2 separate regions of the Homo sapiens genome follow, and region 1 is linked to region 2. Evidence: chromatin contacts called from ENCODE Hi-C or POLR2A ChIA-PET data. All regions are on one chromosome and are shown on one strand. The core of a region is the stretch at or near the end of the contact, and the rest is flanking DNA. Distances in the headings are between cores, read along the strand shown.

Region 1 (5,355 bases), core at 1,072-3,571, 69 kb before region 2:
TATAAACCACTGCTAGGACTCTAGTGTAGTATACAAGTTGAATTTTTAAATAAGTAAAACCTTTTCTTGAGGCTCAATTTGCGTTCCAGTCTAAGGATATCAAATGCAATTCTGAAATGCTTATTGTATCAAAAAAGGGTTTGCCTGCAAAGATTCATTAGATGATTTCCACCAATATATCCCAGAGTTTACAGTACTAGGAGTGGGTGAGTCGGTACTATCTCTATACCCTAAAACTCATACAGTTGGAGTATCCCTAGTCAAAAAATTTTAAATCTAAAATGCTCCAAAATCCAAAACTTTTTGAGTGCCAACATGATGCCACAAGTAGAAAATTTCACAACTGACCTCATATGACAGGGTGCAGTCAAAAACGCGGTCAAAACTTTGTTTCATGAACCAAATTATGTAAATATGGTATAAAATTACCTTCAGTCTGTGTATACAAGGTGCATGTGAAACGTAAATGAATTTCATGTTTAGACTTGGGTCCCATTCCCCAAGATATCTCATTATATATATGCAAATATTCCAAATTCCAAAGAAATCTGAAATCCAAAGCACTTCTGGTGCCAAGCATTTTGGATAAGGAATACTCTATCTGTATTCTTACAATATAACAGATCCTGTTCACATTCCTGTTTTTAATAAGCCATGTGGCCACACACCTGCTTTATTATCCCTTTATTATCTCATCATTCTCATGGGTCATTACTATTTGTGGCAATTCACTGAAGGCAATTAGAGTCAAATCTTGTTGATAGTAATGAAATGTAGCTAACAATACCTCTATTATTAATTGGTCAAACACTATGAGCCAGTCATTCTATTAAGCATGTTTCTGTTATTTCACTTAATCCTCACATCCTTCTCAGACAAGTTATATAACCACCCTTTTAAAGGTGAGAAATACGGGCTCAGAGTTTTAATAACTCACTCCAAATCACACACTTGTTGATAGAGCTAGAATCCAAACCCAAATATGTCCAACTGCAAATCTCTGGTCTTCCCACTACATTACACTGCATCCAGGAATATTAATTATATTTATTTCATAAGGAAAAGGGATTTATCAGAGTAAAAGTATAGACATGTGACTTTGTAGAAATAGCTTGTTAATAATCATAGTTCCTAAAATTTCTTATTCAGGAGTATTTTTTTTAAGTCAAAGTTATGTAGGTCCCCCAAACAAGCTGTTGTACATTCAGAATAGAATGTTTCCTATTTCATGTCAAAAGTGCAGATTTGCTTCCTGATAAGATGTACTATTTGGAGACTGTCTATTTTTTATTGTGATTCAGATGCAAATAACAGGAAAACATATTTTTTTCCTATCTTGGCAAAAGAAGTATTTCTAAAAAAGAATACTTAATGTAATGATTTAAATTGCTTATTTTGTTATTGTGAATTGGGAGAAAGCAAATTTTAGCACAGGATTCAAAGAAGTAACAATGGCCTACTGACTTAGAAAAGTCCAGCCAGGGAATTTCCCAAGACTCTAAGCCATGAGGCAGGCCCTCAGAGACACTGGCTCCTCTTCCCTGTCCAAGAAAATGAAAAAATGCATAACTACAGAGTATCGAAGAGACACCCAGGCATATGCCAACTCAAAATGAACTACTTTGCAAGGCCTTATGTCCGTGTATTAAAAAAAAAATCTAGCATCAAAAGAGAAACAAAAACCAAACTTGTCTTTGTAATCCTTAGACCACTCAATAAATGGTCATTTATATGTAATATAGCTTTTAAATGGTGGTGAAATGTAAATAAAATATTTTTTTAAATATCCTCTTTTCCTTAGAGAAATTCAGTTCTGAATTTTTAAGGTCAAAATGTTTTCAAAGATTTTTCAAAAGGAGTGTGAAAATTGGCAACAAATAAATTTGAATGTGAAAGACAGTCATACACACACAGACACACACACACACACACACCACACACATTTTCATTTCACTCGGCCTGTTCTAAACTATGTGCTGTTTCTTGTGTTTTCAGAGCGCATACATGTTTTAACCGTCTGGATCTGCCTCCCTACCCATCCTTTTCCATGCTTTATGAAAAACTGTTGACAGCAGTTGAAGAAACCAGTACTTTTGGACTTGAGTGACCTGGAAGCTGAATGCCCATCTCTGTGGACAGGCAGGTTCAGAAGCTGCCTTCTAGAAGAATGATTGAACATTGGAAGTTTCAAGAGGATGCTTCCTTTAGGATAAAGCTATGTGCTGTTGTTTTCCAGGAACAAGTGCTCTGTCACATTTGGGGACTGGAGATGAGTCCTCTTGGAAGGATTTGGGTGAGCTTGATGCCCAGGGAACAACCCAACCGTCTTTCAATCAACAGTTCTTGACTGCCAAACTTTTTCCATTTGTTATGTTCCAAGACAAAGATGAACCCATACATGATCAGCTCCACGGTAATTTTTAGGGACTCAGGAGAATCTTGAAACTTACCCTTGAACGTGGTTCAAGCCAAACTGGCAGCATTTGGCCCAATCTCCAAATTAGAGCAAGTTAAATAATATAATAAAAGTAAATATATTTCCTGAAAGTACATTCATTTAAGCCCTAAGTTATAACAGAATATTCATTTCTTGCTTATGAGTGCCTGCATGGTGTGCACCATAGGTTTCCGCTTTCATGGGACATGAGTGAAAATGAAACCAAGTCAATATGAGGTACCTTTACAGATTTGCAATAAGATGGTCTGTGACAATGTATATGCAAGTGGTATGTGTGTAATTATGGCTAAAGACAAACCATTATTCAGTGAATTACTAATGACAGATTTTATGCTTTATAATGCATGAAAACAATTTTAAAATAACTAGCAATTAATCACAGCATATCAGGAAAAAGTACACAGTGAGTTCTGTTTATTTTTTGTAGGTTCATTATGTTTATGTTCTTTAAGATGTATATAAGAACCTACCTATCATGCTGTATGTATCACTCATTCCATTTTCATGTTCCATGCATACTCGGGCATCATGCTAATATGTATCCTTTTAAGCACTCTCAAGGAAACAAAAGGGCCTTTTATTTTTATAAAGGTAAAAAAAATTCCCCAAATATTTTGCACTGAATGTACCAAAGGTGAAGGGACATTACAATATGACTAACAGCAACTCCATCACTTGAGAAGTATAATAGAAAATAGCTTCTAAATCAAACTTCCTTCACAGTGCCGTGTCTACCACTACAAGGACTGTGCATCTAAGTAATAATTTTTTAAGATTCACTATATGTGATAGTATGATATGCATTTATTTAAAATGCATTAGACTCTCTTCCATCCATCAAATACTTTACAGGATGGCATTTAATACAGATATTTCGTATTTCCCCCACTGCTTTTTATTTGTACAGCATCATTAAACACTAAGCTCAGTTAAGGAGCCATCAGCAACACTGAAGAGATCAGTAGTAAGAATTCCATTTTCCCTCATCAGTGAAGACACCACAAATTGAAACTCAGAACTATATTTCTAAGCCTGCATTTTCACTGATGCATAATTTTCTTATTAATATTAAGAGACAGTTTTTCTATGGCATCTCCAAAACTGCATGACATCACTAGTCTTACTTCTGCTTAATTTTATGAGAAGGTATTCTTCATTTTAATTGCTTTTGGGATTACTCCACATCTTTGTTTATTTCTTGACTAATCAGATTTTCAATAGAGTGAAGTTAAATTGGGGGTCATAAAAGCATTGGATTGACATATGGTTTGCCAGCCTATGGGTTTACAGGCATTGCCCAAACATTTCTTTGAGATCTATATTTATAAGCAGCCATGGAATTCCTATTATGGGATGTTGGCAATCTTACATTTTATAGAGGTCATATGCATAGTTTTCATAGGTGTTTTGTAAGAACTGATTGCTCTCCTGTGAGTTAAGCTATGTTTACTACTGGGACCCTCAAGAGGAATACCACTTATGTTACACTCCTGCACTAAAGGCACGTACTGCAGTGTGAAGAAATGTTCTGAAAAAGGGTTATAGAAATCTGGAAATAAGAAAGGAAGAGCTCTCTGTATTCTATAATTGGAAGAGAAAAAAAGAAAAACTTTTAACTGGAAATGTTAGTTTGTACTTATTGATCATGAATACAAGTATATATTTAATTTTGCAAACTTTTCACTTGTTTGTATTCTTTTCATTATAAGGAAAAGTAGTATAACACACTTTTTTTTAAGTCACATATTTGATGGTATACAAGATGTTTCAGGGCTGGCATTCTCCAAGCAGCAGATAAAGGTTGCATTTCTTTCAAAAATACATTCAAAGACCATGTTATCCTTCATTTTGGTTTGAGACATTTAGTTATGGTATTTCATATTATTAGGTAAAAGATATTTGAAATAAAATGTATCTCTTTAATTATTTCTAACAAATATATTTCTTTATTAAGGCATCCAACTTTTTCCCAAATAACAGTACACTTTAATGTATGTAGACATTCTTAATTAGTATAATCATCTAGTTGATACTGTTCTCAGATTGGGAATTATCAAAGATGTACTTATCATATCAGAACACCATGCTAACTTATCTATTATTCTTTCTTAGTAAAACAAAACAGCCAGTAATAACTATATAAAATATTAAATAACATTTCCACAGAATAAATTAGACTTTCATGTACTCTACAATTAGAAATATCCATAAATATTTTCTTCTGGACTGTGAACCCAGATAACTAGGCTTTCTGGTCTTATTTTAAGTGATGCTCTTTATACTATAGAAGACACTCTTAATACATCATATATGTATGCAGAACATCTCTTAGATGAGAGAACAAGCACATCATTGGCATTCCCTCTGTGCCAGTTTGATGTTTGTTTGACGATGGAGCTACAAGAGTCTAAATCTGCCTTTGAAAAGCTCAGCTCACAGTGTAGTAGAGTAGACTCCAAGGTTCAAAAAAGTGTTTTTAATAAAATTTGGTAAGTTCTACAATCAAGGAATGAAGAGAGAAGAGAACAGCTTTTTCCATCTGGGAGATTCAATAATGGCTTCATATATAGATGATAGTGTGGCTAAAAAAAATTACATCAATGCTGTTTCTATTGGGAAGCAATGGCAAGTAATAGTATGTCAATACTGGTCAAGTGTTGAAGCCAGGATGCACTTACACAACGAGAGTGTAAAGTGTGTAGGGAGCTGATCTGTGAAGGAGCAACTCAAAGATTTTGAAATTATCAGTGAAATGCCAAAACAGGGAAAGTTTCCCTGTTTCCCTTCATCTATTCTACAATGCACCATTGGTTTTCAGTGTGAAAAATCCCAATCCCTGAGCCCAAACCACTTCTGGGGTCAAAACATTTTTCTTGTGCACAAAATGAATGGATCTT
Region 2 (5,847 bases), core at 1,898-4,397:
GCCTCCCAAAGTGCTGGGATTACAGGCGTGAGCCACTGCGCCCCCGCCCAGGAGCTCTTTTCTTATGACATATAAATTATGACATTTATATTCTTTATATGACTTTATGTTCTCTTCTTATGACATTTAAATTCTTTAAGTAGTTTGTTGGTCCAATAAACTAGACGTTGTATAATCTAAATTGAGCCCTTGTATATCTAAAACTGATGAGTTGTTTCTAAATTGTTGATTGTCCATTTACTTGCCTTTGGTATTAAGATAATGCAAGTAAAGTTTAGTAAGTCATTGGATAATGAAATGATTATGTTTCTGAAGACCATATTATATTTTTAATTTTTAGAGGAATCATGCCATCCCCCAAAAAATCAAGAAATATTTGAATTTTAAATTATAAGTTCATTTGTTAAAAGACATTTTTACAAATGTCTGAAAATCTTAAAATACTTTACATCTACCTTTAAGTAGTAGAATACAGAGCTGTAAATTTCCATGCCTTTTTTCCTGATATTAAGTTTTATAGTAAAAAAGCAACTAGTGATTGCACAAAGAATATAAAAATCCACTCTTTTTACAAAGGTGTGAATTTAAATAACGTTATTGATTGGAATATGAAAATAGACCAATCATTTAAGAGCTTTTTAGCAAATGATTCAATTCTTACTCTTTTTCTCCCAAGATTGAAAAGCATAATGTATTTCTCTAAAGTAGGAATCTAGAGAGCCCCTGTGAGTGGACAAATGTCAGTAACACTTGAACACATGAGAAGATAAGTGTTATGTTGTGATAATTTAAAGTTAAATTTGCTTTTTGGGTAGGATCCCTAAATAGATGGGATTTTTAAATAGATGATATATAGATGACAATTGCAATTGTCATTTTAATTATTTTCCCTACAGTAAAGAACCTAGCTCTGAGCAGTGAAATTGTAATGGCACTTTAAAGGAAGTAAGCCGTTAACTGTTCTCTAGTGGAGCGATCTCCAACTGTTTTGGCACTAGGGACGGGTTTTGTGGAAGAAAATTTTTCCACAGGACTGGGGGTTTAGGGGGATGGTTTCAGGATGATTCAAGTACATTACATTTATCATTAGATTCTCATAAGGAGCATGCAACCTAGATCTCTTGCACGTGTGGTTCACAGCAGGATTCGAGCTCCTTTGAGAATCTAATGCCATGGCTGATCTAACAGGAAACTGAGCTCAGGCAGTAATGCTTGGCACCGCCCCCCACCTTCTATGCAGCCCGGTCGTGGCCTGGGGACTGGGGACCCCTGCTCTAGTCAGTAATAAGGTACTTGTGCCAGAATATAAATCAACACATTGCTTCCTTTATCAAAGAAGTCTTGTTATTTAAAAAAAGTCAACTGAGCCAGTATGATTAGTGATGTAATTGATTTTCATTCTGGCACAAGCCTCTTTCATTCTGGACAGCTCACAAATAGTTAATGGACCATGCTTTGAATAGCCTTCCTCTAAGCAACATTTATAAATACTGATATTTTAGAACTGTTTACATTTCTTCTGTTTATTTTTGAATTTTCAGTTTGATATCTTGTCCTTATTCATTGTTGTATAAACAACTGTACTTTAATTTCAAGTAGTATTAAAAGTATTTCACTTCAGTTTGGGGGGATTATTATCAATTTATAATTTTATAAAAGTATTTTAAAGAATAATTGTAAATTTTCCATAAATTACAACTTCCTGCCATATTTTATTAAATAATAATCTTGCTTAAGGCATATAGACAGACATTATTATGAGTATTCCAGTAAAAAAAATCTACATCAACTTGACCATTCTGGCTAAAAATTAAAAAGCACTTTTTTATATCTGTGGTTGTCATTTGTTTCAAAGCATTTCTAAATTTATTGTTCTTAAAAGTATGTCTGCATGTTCTAGCCTTTGACCTAGGTCATCTATGAACCCTCTTTGTGTCTAATAAACATATCTGTAAAGGCATATAAATCTGAAAACAAGTAGGTCTATTCGCTGGTATCAAGGAATAATTTTTAGAAAATGTCAATGAATTTAACTGTACTACATGTTGCACTATAGTGCACTACGTGTTACACACAAGATGAATGAGAGATTCTTCAAGATATTTATAATCTGGTTGTAGACTAAGGTACAGTCAATTCTCATTATTCATGGTAGTTATGTTCTATAAAGTTCCCATACTTTAGTTACTAATCATTGCTCCTAGGGGAAATACAGAGTTAGGTTCCTGCAAGGCTCTGTTCATAGCATTTTAAACAATTGATCAATGCATAGTTTTGTGTATTTCTATTTAATTGTACATTTAATATATATTGTTGGTTCATTAACATTGAACTAACAGGCAATAGCACTGTAATTCATGCCTGAATGAAGCTTACCTAACTTGTTTTTGAGGGAGAAGGAAAGGGAAAAATGATTGGAAAAATTCAGACTGCAGAAGCAGCCTGCCTGAAAAGTCACACAGCAACAGGCAAAAAATAAAACAACCTTGGAAAAAACTCAGGCTGCACATGGACAGGTAAGAAGATGAGGCTGTAAAACACAGATAAACAACTGGGGCACAGAAGGAGGGGGTGAGTCTCCCGGGTAATCACCAAACTTCACACTCATATAGTGGGCCCCAGTAAAAACAGTGGGCCTTAATAAGCACATTCCTTTCCTTTAGGCACACTAAGCTAGGGAAGCCAGAAGTGGATATTGGAGGGGGATACCTGCAGCTGGAAAAAAATGTCTGGGAACAGTCACAGAAACTCTCCCTCCCAAATAAGTGACACAAAGCAGCACACAGCAACACAGATTAAGAGTCTGCCTAGGTTGTCAAGGAATCAGGTAAAGGCTGATAGAAACTCATGCTCTATGCAGATAGCACACCTGGTCCCAACTAAAGCTTCAGGCCCTAGGAGGATAAGATGCCCCCTTCCTCAGTAGCCCATGTATAAAAACCCTGACATTTTTACTGGAAACCCACTGGGGACCCCTCTCTGACAGCTGTTCTTTCCTTTTACCTGTTAAACTCCTGCTCCAGTTTCTGTGTGGGTTTGTCTGCAACCTCAATTTCCTTGGCCATGAGACCAAGAACCTTGGTGTTTACCCCAGACAATGAGGCTGCTTCATTTTGGGGGCTCGCCCAGGATTTGAAGGTGAATTAATCAGAAGGGTAAGGGAGCAGACTCTCTACTTTCACTTCTGAGGCTTCTCATCCTCAGTTTTTATTCTCTCAAAGAACTATCAAAAAAACAAGGTATCTGTCTGCTGATTAATGAGCCACAAGGGCTAGCTGCCGGTCTTAAAAGACTCAAATGTGAGGCTTGCTGGGGAGGACTTAGTCCATCCCCAGTGCCCTCATGGTGCTGGGAATGTTGGCTCTGTCCAAACTAGTTTTCTGTCACACACAACTTTGCTATTGCATGGGTCTGGAAGAGGTCCTGGAGCAACTGAGGATTTCTGGCCAGGGCTACTCCTGGACTGACCCCAGCCTCCAATTGCCCAACCAGGTGTCGGCCATAGGATCACCAAGCTTTCCTATGCGAACCTTAGTTTCCTCCTTTCCTTTCCACAGTCACCATGTCTCTTGTGCCGTCTCTGTATGCACTGCTGTAGGAGTTTTTACATCCCGGGGAAATAATTCAATTAGGCAAGCTTAGCAACCACCTTAGCAATCAGGAATGCAGGTCAAAGTTTGCTGTTTTCGTGACTTTCTACAGACAGGGGGACTTCATGATCCAGATCTCAAAGACTACTTAACTCCTAATGATAGCACTTCCTGGGGTTGGGTAGGAGGTCATGCCCCACCCAGCGAACATCTCTCTTTCCACCTGGGCTGTTTCCTTTCCCATGTGGGGAGCCAATACTGCCCAGTTGTACTGGATAGCCCCTCTATGAGACAAATGAACTTTCTCCTGCTAGGAGGTATGCTGGGAACAACTTGCCACATGTCAGACTTCCCTCTCTGTCCTTTGTTCAGAGGGCATATGGAGGCAAAGTTACTGCCTGGTATTTCAAGGCTTACAGCGCCACCTAGTGGGATGAGAATTCCCTCCCTGGGCGACCTTGTATGCCCTTTGCCAAAAGCCTCTAGTTTTCCAGTTCTTCTCTTTTTTACATCTGCTAGAGACCGACGTTATGCCCCCTCTGCAAGCAGGAGATCTCTGCTTTCAGCAATGAGGAGAAATATGTCCTCCAAAACCAAATTTTAGTCTCAACATGTACCGCTAGGGTACATGTTCCCTTCTCATTACAGGACCTTAGGGAAATAAAGAGACACTTGGACAGCTTGGGCAGATTTTCTGATGACCCTGATACGTATATAGAGGCTTTCCAAAATTTAACCCAAGTGTTTAATCTAACATAGAGAGAGATGCTATGTTACTTTTAAGCCAAACTCTGTCACAGAAAAGCCTTATAGGCAGCAGAAACATTCAGAGATAAACAGCATATCTCCTATAGCCGGTCTAAAATTCTTTTTTTTTTTTTTTTTGACCAACTCTCCATTAGCAGGAAGGCCACCCACCAATTGACCCTTATGTTCTTTTGAGACACTTATTCCGCCTACAACTAGAATGGCATCTAAATAGAAAGGGGATTTTATGTCTGGAAGTTAACTAGAACTGCCACCTAAGAATACATTCTCTAGTCCGGTCCATAATAGTAGAGTATGAAGCTCAGTCCAGTATACTCCCTCCATTAAAGGACCTTGCTCAAATGCAACTGTTACATAATCTCTCTCAAGACTCACCCATCAAGGAGCCACGCAGGTCACACAAGTCTGGAAGATCAAACGGCAATCACCAGGCAGGGGACAAAGGCTACATGGGTATGCGTGACTATCCCCATTATTTAGCTTCTCTGGGACCATGGTTTGAGGGTCATGCCTGCAACCACTGGGTGGCACACACAGTGCTGGGACCCAGGGACCAGGGAGGGGAACAGTCAGGGGGACGCTCCCATTGTCTTCCCCTCTACCTTGGGTCATACCAAAAAGAACAAGGAGACTGAGGAATGCCTCTTCTCTTGTCTCTTTTCTAGGATGGGTAGCAAGCCATCTTCAGCCTGCACACCTCTGGAGTGCATTTTGAACTCCTTTGACCCCAAAACTAATTTTATTTTGCCCAAGTGCATGGTCGTCTTACCATCCCAAGAGTGAACAGACCTGGCCAGCTGAAGGAAACCTTGACTTTAATCTTATCCAACAATTAGATCTTTTCTGTAGACAGAAGGGCAAATGGTCCAAGGTCCCCTATGTACAGGCTTTCTCTGCCCTGCAAGACAACCCAGACCTTTGCAAGCATTGCACAATCACCTCAGCCCTCTTAGCAATCATATCAGGCAGGTCTATGGAGAGTAGTTCCCCTAAGAAGAGCAGGTTTTAGAGGAGCCATTGGAGGTGGCTTCTAAGTACCCCAGTCCTTCCAGTTTCCCTTATCCAGCGACCCCTCCAATTGTGCCATCAGCTCCTCCAGCTCCACCATCTCTGAAACTCCGCATTGCCCAGTTTCACTCCTACCCCTACAAGAAATGCCAGATGGAAGGGGTACCGCTAGGGTACATGTTCCCTTCTCATTACAGGACCTTAGGGAAATAAAGAGACACTTGGACAGCTTGGGCAGATTTTCTGATGACCCTGATACGTATATAGAGGCTTTCCAAAATTTAACCCAAGTGTTTAATCTAACATAGAGATGCTATGTTACTTTTAAGCCAAACTCTGTCACAGAAAAGCCTTATAGGCAGCAGAAACATTCAGAGATAAACAGCATATCTCCTATAGCCGGTCTAAAATTCTTTTTTTTTTTTTTTTGACCAAGTCTCACTCTGTCGCCCAGGCTGGAGTGCAGTGGTGTGATCTCGGC

Evidence for each region. A loop is a pair of places that touch in the nucleus more often than their neighbours do. ChIA-PET counts read pairs that join two places held with the same protein, here RNA polymerase II (POLR2A). Pooled maps may share reads with other maps.
Region 1: a loop to region 2 is called in a pooled map, with 2.0 times the contacts of the local background. The contact joins two enhancer-like sites. A Hi-C loop is called at or near these places in 10 of 50 pooled maps. POLR2A ChIA-PET finds 5 or more read pairs at or near these places in 10 of 52 experiments (PC-9, activated B cell, activated CD4-positive, alpha-beta T cell and 4 more).

Annotation. Positions count from the first base shown.
Region 1 is chr2:196,198,029-196,203,383 of GRCh38, reverse strand. HECW2 (HECT, C2 and WW domain containing E3 ubiquitin protein ligase 2) reads left to right here. Exons shown (of 29, transcript NM_001348768.2): 29 at 1,996-5,355. The coding sequence ends at 2,107. Among named protein-coding and RNA genes, the nearest start is that of STK17B, 29 kb to the right of the region's middle. Within about 2 kb of position 2,321, at least 4 of the 41 ENCODE cell types and tissues checked have a DNase peak (open chromatin) inside an H3K27ac peak, as active enhancers do.
Region 2 is chr2:196,129,696-196,135,542 of GRCh38, reverse strand. STK17B (serine/threonine kinase 17b) reads left to right here. Exons shown (of 8, transcript NM_004226.4): 8 at 1-1,960. Among named protein-coding and RNA genes, the nearest start is that of STK17B, 39 kb to the left of the region's middle. Within about 2 kb of position 3,147, at least 5 of the 41 ENCODE cell types and tissues checked have a DNase peak (open chromatin) inside an H3K27ac peak, as active enhancers do.